Linked DNA regions of Homo sapiens: region 2 is linked to region 1. Evidence: read pairs that join two places in POLR2A ChIA-PET (ENCODE). Cell type or tissue: HepG2. All regions are shown on one strand. Each heading gives the region's core, and the rest is flanking DNA. Links, peaks and the distances in the headings are about the cores only.

Evidence for each region. Peaks named below come from ENCODE experiments on the same cell type or tissue, not always from the same donor. Only the 100,000 strongest peaks of a DNase experiment are listed, where the experiment ranks them.
Region 2: POLR2A ChIA-PET joins it to region 1 with 5 read pairs; 2 of 35 experiments call an interaction of 5 or more read pairs at or near these places.

What each region holds. Positions count from the first base shown.
Region 1 is chr11:63,246,093-63,250,614 of GRCh38, forward strand. It overlaps LOC105369334 (a long non-coding RNA gene), which reads right to left. Exons shown (of 3, transcript XR_950178.3): 3 at 1-1,151. Among named protein-coding and RNA genes, the nearest start is that of SLC22A25, 4.8 kb to the left of the region's middle. In HepG2, for the core only: no CTCF peak of the experiment used is centred there; DNase peaks (open chromatin) are centred at 1,299, 1,799 and 4,269.
Region 2 is chr11:63,600,965-63,605,217 of GRCh38, forward strand. All of the region lies in intron 2 of PLAAT3 (phospholipase A and acyltransferase 3), which reads right to left. Among named protein-coding and RNA genes, the nearest start is that of PLAAT3, 11 kb to the right of the region's middle. RefSeq lists enhancers at 439-940, 4,183-4,253. In HepG2, for the core only: no CTCF peak of the experiment used is centred there; a DNase peak (open chromatin) is centred at 2,367.

The sequences.
Region 1 (4,522 bases), core at 279-4,278:
TGAGATAAGAGTTCTTCATATTGGAAAAACCCTTCTGTAGTTTGTCTTCTTCTGGTTGCATATTCATGGTTGTTGTTTTTTCTTTTCTCTTTTTCCTCTGATCACATTCATCAGAGACAGAGTGTTCTTTACCTCGGGTTTACTGGACAAAATCAACAACTATAAAAGACAATGATTCACACTTTTGTTTTCACAATAACTCACAACCATACAGTTTCTGCTTGGGAGTCTATTAGTGTGAGGAACAGAGAAGCAGGGTGAACAGGGCTAAACTCCTTCTCAGGTGGAAGGCAGGGTGGTCTCAATCCCAGGGACCTTTTTGGTCATGAAGGCCACTGGGCTCCCATTTTGACTCTGGTATGCTCATTATGATGGAAAAAGTACACTGAACCAAGGGATCCTTCCTCCCCTACAAGGAAGATGTTCAGTACAGACATTTATGCAGCAGACTAGGACGTCATAATTTGCACTTGGGTACCAGGTATCAGGAAACAGACTAAAAGGAATTCCAGCAGGCTATATGTGGATCCTCATCTTGTAGCTTTTTCAAAAGCAGGGCATCCTCTGCATTGGGCCCTTTCATCTTGAAACATTTTCCTCCATCTTCCCCCTTCTCTGGAATGGACACTGAGTTGAGGGTCTTCTCTACAGTTTTCCTAGGTCTGAATCTGTGAGTAGATGAATCTGCAGCATGCAGTATTTGCGGTGCTTCCTTCTCCCTCCTCTGTCTCCAACTGCACAGGCAAGCACTATGTAAGCCCAGATTCTCTGCTAAGTGGTTTTCAGGTTTTCAATCACACTGAATTGGCAGGACAAGAAAAATTGTTCAGAGAAGTATGGGAAGATAGTTGAAGGGAGATGAAGAGGCTGCTTCTCTATAGAGATGAGATTCCAGATAAGTCAGTCTCTTGGGAAGTGTGTTTAGAAGGGTTCAAGACTTTGTGAGTAAGCATGACCTTAAAATTCTAGGGGATTTCTGGTAGGACAGTGAGTGGTGAATTCTGAAGTTTTGGAGAGGAAAGTGGAGGAGCCAGCAAGCTAGCTAGCCAGTTTTCTAAAAGCCAACTTTGCACAGCACACTCTTCTGGGCCCTAAGGAGTCCCACAGAATGGGGAAAGTGGGAGCCCTGGAGTTCTTGGGAGTCTTGGAGCCTAAAGAGAAAACGAGGTGCAAATTCATTTCACAGTGACTGACCCTTGAGCTTAAACAGAATCAGCAAATGAAAGAATCTGACAAATAAGGAAAGGCACAAGCCTGCCCGACTACTGGACAATAAACTCATGACCTAAAAAAAAAAAAAAAGAAGGAGGTGGCTGTCAGTAAATGGGGCTGAAGAGAACCACTAATGAAAGCCAAGGCTCACAAGGGAGGCCACTCACAGCCACCAGAAGCTTGTCACATAAACATTGAGAGAGCGAGGGAACACATTCTTTTTAGGCTGGGTGCAGTGGCTCCTGCCTGTAATCCCAAGCACTTTAGGAGGCCGAGGTGGGTGGATCACCTGAGGTCGGGAGTTTGAGACCAGCCTGACCAACATGGTGAAACCCTGTCTCTACTAAAAATACAAAAACTAGCCAGGTGTGGTGGCACATGCCTGTAATCCCAAGTACTTGTGAGGCTGAGGCATGAGAATTGCTTGAACCTGGGAGGCGGAGTTTGCAGTGAGCCAAGATCATGCCATTGCACTCCAGCCTGGGCAACAGAGTAAAATAAATTCTGTCTCAAAAAAAAAAAAAAACTTTTTAGCGCCTAGTTATTCTAAATATTTACTTAAAAGAAAAAGCAAGGTCCCTATGTGGGAGGGAGGTAATGATTATCTTGCAGTCTGGGGTGATTCAAGAGAGAGACTACTGCTTAGATGGACCAGCACCCTGTCTCTCTCTCTTTTTTTAAATCAGAAATTAAAACTAAGAGCCACGACTTCAGAAGACTAAAAGTCTAAAAACAAAAACAACAAACAAAACTACAGCACAAAAGGAAAAAGCTGTAGGTGGCTACGAATCTGAAAAATAAGTAAAAGAACTTTAAACTTAAGTCCTGAGTAAACACCAGGTCTACCAAACATGATATTAGCCCTATATTACTTACTGATTTAGAAACAAGCCCCTAGATACAGGGGGGAAATAAAAGCTAATTAAATAAATTACATATACATACATAATACAATAAATAGATAAATGAAGTATATGTGTATATTTTATATAATAAGTTAAAACAAACTTCCATAATTTGACTCAATTAGAAATCCAAAATTTATATACTAAATTTCTATACTAAAGGACTTATATAACAAAATGATTTAAAAAAGACACTGATTGGCTTTTGTGCCTCTATAACATAGACTTTAACTTAACTTTAACATTTGTTAAAATGCATCAATTGGCAGAACTTCACAAGCTTAATCAACCCTGGGACTCAAATTACAATGATACACCAGGATTCCACTAAATTTAAACACTCTGCTCCTATAATCTTGAGAAGATACTTAAATATATATAAAGAAAAATGAGTTTGCCTCACTTTAGCAGTGGGGAAAGGATTCCATATTCAAAAAATGTTGCTGGCAGAATTGGCTAGCCATATGCAGAAGACTGAAACTGGACCCTTTCCTTACACCATATACAAAAATTAACTCAAGATGGATTAAAGACTTAGGTGTAAAACTCAAAACTGTAAAAACCCTGGAAGAAAACCTAGGAAATACCACTCAAGAAGTAGGCATGGGCAAAGATTTCATGATGATGCCAAAAGCAATTTAAACAAGACAAAAATTGACAAATGGAATCAAATTATACTAAAGAGCTGCTGCACAGCAACACAAACTATCAACAGAGTAAACAGGCTGGGAGAAAAATTATGCAAAGTATGCATCTGACAAAGGTCTAATATCCAGCCTCTACAAGGAACTTAACAAGTTTACAAGAAACAAATAAATAACCCCATAGAAAAGTGGGCAAAGGACATGAACAGACACTTTTGAAAAGAAGCCATAGCTGCAGCCAACAATCATATGAAAAAGAGCCCCACATTACTGGTTGTTAGAGAAATGCAAACCAAAACCACAATGAGATACCATCTCACGCCAGTCAGAACAGCTATTATTAAAAAGTAAAAACAAACAAACATGCTGGTGAGGTTGTGGAGAAAAACGAATGCTCATACTCTATCGGTGGGAGTGTAAATTAGTTCAGCCAGTGTGAAAGACAGTGTGGCAATTCCTCAAAGATCTAAAGAAAGAAATACCATTCAACCCAGCAATCCCATTACTGGGTATATACCCAAAGGAATATAAATCATTCAATTAAAAAGACACATGCACGTGTATGTTCATTGCAGCACTATTCACAATAGCAAAGACATGGAATCAACCTAAATGTTCACTAATGGTGGGCTGGATAAAGAAAATGTGGTACATATACACCATGGAATACTAAGCAGCCATAAAAAAGAATGAGATTATGTCCTTTTGAGGGACATGGATGGAGCTGGAGGCCATTATCCTTAGCATAATAACACAGGAAAAGAAAACCAAATGCTGCATGTTCTCACTTATAAATGGGAGCTAAATGATGGAACACATGGATGTGTAGAGGGGAATTACACACACTGGGGCCTTTTGGAGGATGGAGGGCCAAAGGTGGAAGAGAATCAAGAAAAAAAACTAATGAGTACTAGGCTTAATACCTAGGTGATGAAATAATCTGTCCGATATAGTCCCATGATACAAGTTTATCTATGTAACAAACCAGCACTTGTACCCCCGAACTTAAAAGTTAGAAAAAACCTGTATCCTTGTTTAAATTTCTCATAGTCATAGAATCCACTGCCTTAAAATATTCCATATTCAACATAAATACTCTAACATAATAAATAATAAATTTAGCCTTTGACATAAATTGGCTTGATAAAAGGGGACCCCTTCAATCCCCAGTTAAAATAGTTAATCTGACCCAATGTAAATTAATACAGGGCCTCAAGGATTCAAATTTATTATATAAAAGCTAATTAATAAAAGACTGATTTTCTCCTCTGCTTCTCCATTTGGCAGCCCAATTTTGCCTGTTCTTAAATCTGAAAACATAAAATAAAAGATATCTCACTATGGATTAACGCAGGCTTAATGTCATGATCCTATCCATCAAGGCTTTCATATTTAATGTCCAATTTCATTAAACTGACTGCTTCTATTTAAGCAATAACCAGTAAATATTTGCTCTTATTGATTGCCTTTCATGTACTGTTCAGTTCCTATTTCAACATCCTCTCAGGTCAAAGTTTGCCTTGACCTCTAAAGGGACACCTTTTCCAGGATACCCATGGGGTATCTCCATAACTTTGTCATTCCATGCAATCTTTGCAGACAAGATTTTGAGGATATTCACCTTTCTCCAGGAACACAGGTGTGACATTACTTTGAGTACATCCTCCTCCAAGGAGACTCATGTGACACACTCCTTAAAGACATAGAAGTCTAGTATCTCTTAGCACTTTTTGGGTTCTGATGGTAACACATCCTCATTTA
Region 2 (4,253 bases), core at 1-4,000, 350 kb after region 1:
CAGAAGTAAACACTGAAAGGGTAAGTTATAACTTAATTTTTTTTAAGAAACTAAATTTTAAAAATAAATAAAAATTAAACAAAAAAAAAAATTTTTTTTTTTTTTTTTGAGGCAGAGTCTCTCTCTGTCACCCAGGCTGGAGTACAGTGGCACGATCTCGGCTCACTGCAAGCTCCGCTTCCCGGGTTCATGTCATTCTCCCACCTCAGCCTCCCAAGTAGCTGGGACTACAGGCGCCTGCCACCACATCCGGCTATTTTTTTGTATTTTTAGTAGAGATGGGGTTTCACCATGTTAGCCATGATGGTCGCGATCTCCTGACCTTGTGATCCGCCAGCCTGGGTGACAGAGTGAGACTCCATCTCAAAAAATAATAATAATAAATAAATTTTAAATATTTATTTACAGTTTAGAAGGGAAAAAAGCTGTAATTTTTTTTTTTTTTTGACATTCAGCCAATCTGCCTATTCTTTGTAAGGGCAAGAGATACATATTCCCAAGCTCAACACATAATTACGCTCAAGCTCAACACATAATCTCACTCAAGACAACTTCTTTTTGAAAATGAAGTAAAAGACAGTGGGCTCACCTATGGAGCCCTACACACTAGTTAGGAGCAAGGGTTTGATGGTCACTTGGCAAGTTGGATATCTTTAAAAGACACTGCGAAGTGGAAAAATGGGGATGAGCTCTGTAACAAAATGCCACTTATATAAATTAAAGATACATGGCCGGATGCAGTGGCTCACGCCTGTAATCCCAACACTTTGGGAGGCCAAGGTGGGCGGATCACCCGAGGTCAGGAGTTCAAGACCAGGCTGGCCAACATGGTGAAGCCCTGCCTCTACCAAAAATAAAAAAAATTAGCCAGACGTGGTGGCGTACGCCAGTAATCCCAGCTACTCGAGAGGCTGAGGCTGGAGAATTGCTTGAACCCAGGAGGTGGTGGGGGTTGCAGTGAGCAGAGATTGCACCATTGCATTCCAGCCTGGGTGACAAGAGCGAAACTCTGTCTCAAAAAAAAAAAAAAAAACAAAAGGAGGCCAGGCACAGTGGCTCATACCTGTAATCTCAGCACTTTGGGAGGCCGAGGCAGGCAGATCACGTGAAGTCAGAAGTTTGAGACGAGCCTGGCCAATATGGTGAAACCCCCCGTCTCTACTAAAAATACAAAAATTAGCCAGGCGTGGTGGTGCACATCTGTAATACCAGCTACTTGGGAGGCTGAGGCAGGAGAATCACTTGAACCCAGGAGGCGGAGGTTGCAGTGAGCCAAGATCGCACCACTGCCCTCCAGCCTGGGTGACAGTGAAACTGTCTCAAAAAAAAAAAAAATGATGATTAAAGGGAACAAATAAACACAGAAGACAGGGGAGTCTTGTAGGGACCAGCAAGGACAGGGCGCTATGAAATGAAGATATGAATAATTCACCTCTACCACTAAGATCCACCTAGAAAAACAAGTACTTATCATTATACACGTCACCCATCTCAGCTGAATCAAAACTAAGAATCCAAAAACTCATGTTCTAAATTTAGAAGTATGAAAACTGCAGTTCATGGGCCAAATTTGGACCTCTGCCTGCAAGAGGTCTGCCTGCAAGCTAAGAATGGTTTGTACTTTTTTTTTTTTAATGCTTGGGGGAAAAGTCAAAGGAGGAATAGTATTTTGTGACACATGAAAATTATATGAAATTCAAATTTCAGTGTCCATAATGCTTTAGTGGAACATCGCCAGGCTCATACATTTACATTGTGTCTACCCTGGCTCCTCTCTACAACAGCAGGGTTGAATAGTTGTGACAGAGACCATATAGCCTGCAAGATCTAAAATGCTTACTATGATGGCCAGGCGCAGCGGCTCATGCCTGTAATCCCAGAACTTTGGGAGGCCAAGGCAGGCAGATCACTTGAGGTCAGGAGTTCGAGATCAGCCTGGCCAACTTGGTGAAACACTGTCTCTACTAAAAATACAAAAATTAGCCACGCCTGTTGGCAGGCTCCCGTAGTCCCAGCTACTCAGGAGGCTGAGGCAGGGAGAATCGCTTGAACCCAGAGGCGGAGGTTGCAGTGAGCTGAGATCACGCCATTGCACTCCAGCCTGGGCAACAGAGCAAGACTCTATCTCAAAAAATAAATAAAATAATAAAATGTTTACTATCTGTCCATTTACAGGAAAAGTTTGCCAACCCCTATTGTAAAAGAACCTACATTGATTCCAGGAATGCTACTGCACTGCCTTGTCAGGTAGTTCTCTGTTCCAGGATCAAGGTCAGGGCCAGCAGAGTGCCTGAGAAGAGAACTGCCTCCTCCATGGCAAAGTTCAGGAGAACCCCAGCCCACACAGTGACCAAGGCTCTCCCACACAGCTCACGCAACAACAATGGCAGAGTTGAGACTCTGCACCCACGGGATTTCAGAACAAAAAGCCTTTATCTTTCCACAAAAGCAGTGTTACCAAGAGCTGCATAGCAACCATTTTCCTTAGCAAGCAAACTGAGGAGCAATTTCTGGTCTCTGAAATTCACATTGAAAAAAACAGCTTGGATGCCGGGCTTAATACCCAGGTAATGGGGTTGATCTGTGCAGCAAACCACCATGGCACACTTTTACCTTTGTGACAAACCTGCACATCCTGCACATGTACCCTGGAACTTAAAATAAAAGTTGAAGGAAAAAAAAGAAAAGAAAAAAAAACCCTAACAACCATCAAAAAGGGCTAGTTAAGTAAATTATCCTACACACACACACACACACACACACACACACACACACACACACACACACACAGACAGAGATATTAGAGAGAGTAAGGTGAATTTACATGAGCAGGCATGGAAATATTAATTGAGAAAAGCAAGTTGAAAGACATTATTATTCCATTGTTGCTTAAAATACATTTTTAGGCCGGGCACAGTGGCTCATGCCTGTAATCCCAGCACTTTGGGAGGCCAAGGTGGGTGGATCACTTGGGGTTAGGAGTTTGAGACCAGCCTGGCCAACATGGCAAAACCCTGTCTGTACTGAAAATACAAAAATTAGCTGGGCATAGTGGCACATGCCTGGAGTCCCAGCCACTCGAGAAGCTGAGGCAAGAGAATCACTTGAACCTGGGAGGTGGAGGTTGCAGTGAGCTGAGATCACGCCACTGCACTCCAGCCTTTTTCAATAATATATATACATATAATAGACTTTTTTATACATTTATACAGAAAACGTATTATACACTACATATGAGCTAAGGAAAATAACCAAGCTGTTATATATTACATACGCAACAGTGCGTGGTTGGGATTCAGAACTTTTATATTTCATGTTATATTATTTTATTGTTTGAATTTTATTAATATGAATTACTTTGACAATAAAAATGTTAAAAAGTATTTAAAGGGAAAAAATACTCATGTTGATGGACTTGCAGTTTTTAAGTTGGGAAATGTAGATATTGTCTGTTGCCAAACCTCATGAAACTGCCTCTCAATTGAAGGTATTAATTTTCTTTTTAATTATATTCTAGGCCGGGCGCGGGGGCTCACACCTGTAATCCCAGCACTTTGGGAGGCCAAGGAAGGTGGATCACTTGAAGTCAGGAGTTTGAGACCAGCCTGGCCAACATGGTGAAACCCTGTCTCTACAAAAAATACAAAAATTAGCCAGGCATGGTGGTACATGCCTGTAGTCCCAGCTACTCAGGAGGCTGAGGCTGGAGAATCGCTTGAACCTGAGAAGTGGAGCTTGCAGTGAGCCCAGATGATGCCATTGCACTCCAATCTAGGCGACAGAGCAAGACTGCCTCAAAAAAAAAAAAGTATTTTCTAGTTTTCCAAAATGTTTAAATAAGCATGTGTTCATTTTAGAACCAGAAATTGAGCTAAGACTTGACAGAATCAGTGGTAATCCATACAATCACTATCATGTAAAAATAGCAAAACAGACACAAGCAAAAAGACTAGAAAGCTCTATAACAATATCCTAATGGACATTCCCTCTGGTTTCTGGGTGCTGGGGCTAAGCGTGGTTTTTGTGATAATTTTTGCTTCCTTCTATTTTTCTATATATTCCAGGTCTTCTGCAATGAGTATCTTTTAAGTTTACAGCATGCTTCTCAACATTTTATCACGAAAAATTTTCAAACGTTCAAAATTGAGGCCGGGCGCAGTGGCTCACGCCTTGTAATCCTAGCACTTTGGGAAGCCAAGGTGGGTGGATCACCTGAGGTCAAGAGTGCGAGACCAGCCTGGCCAACATGGTGA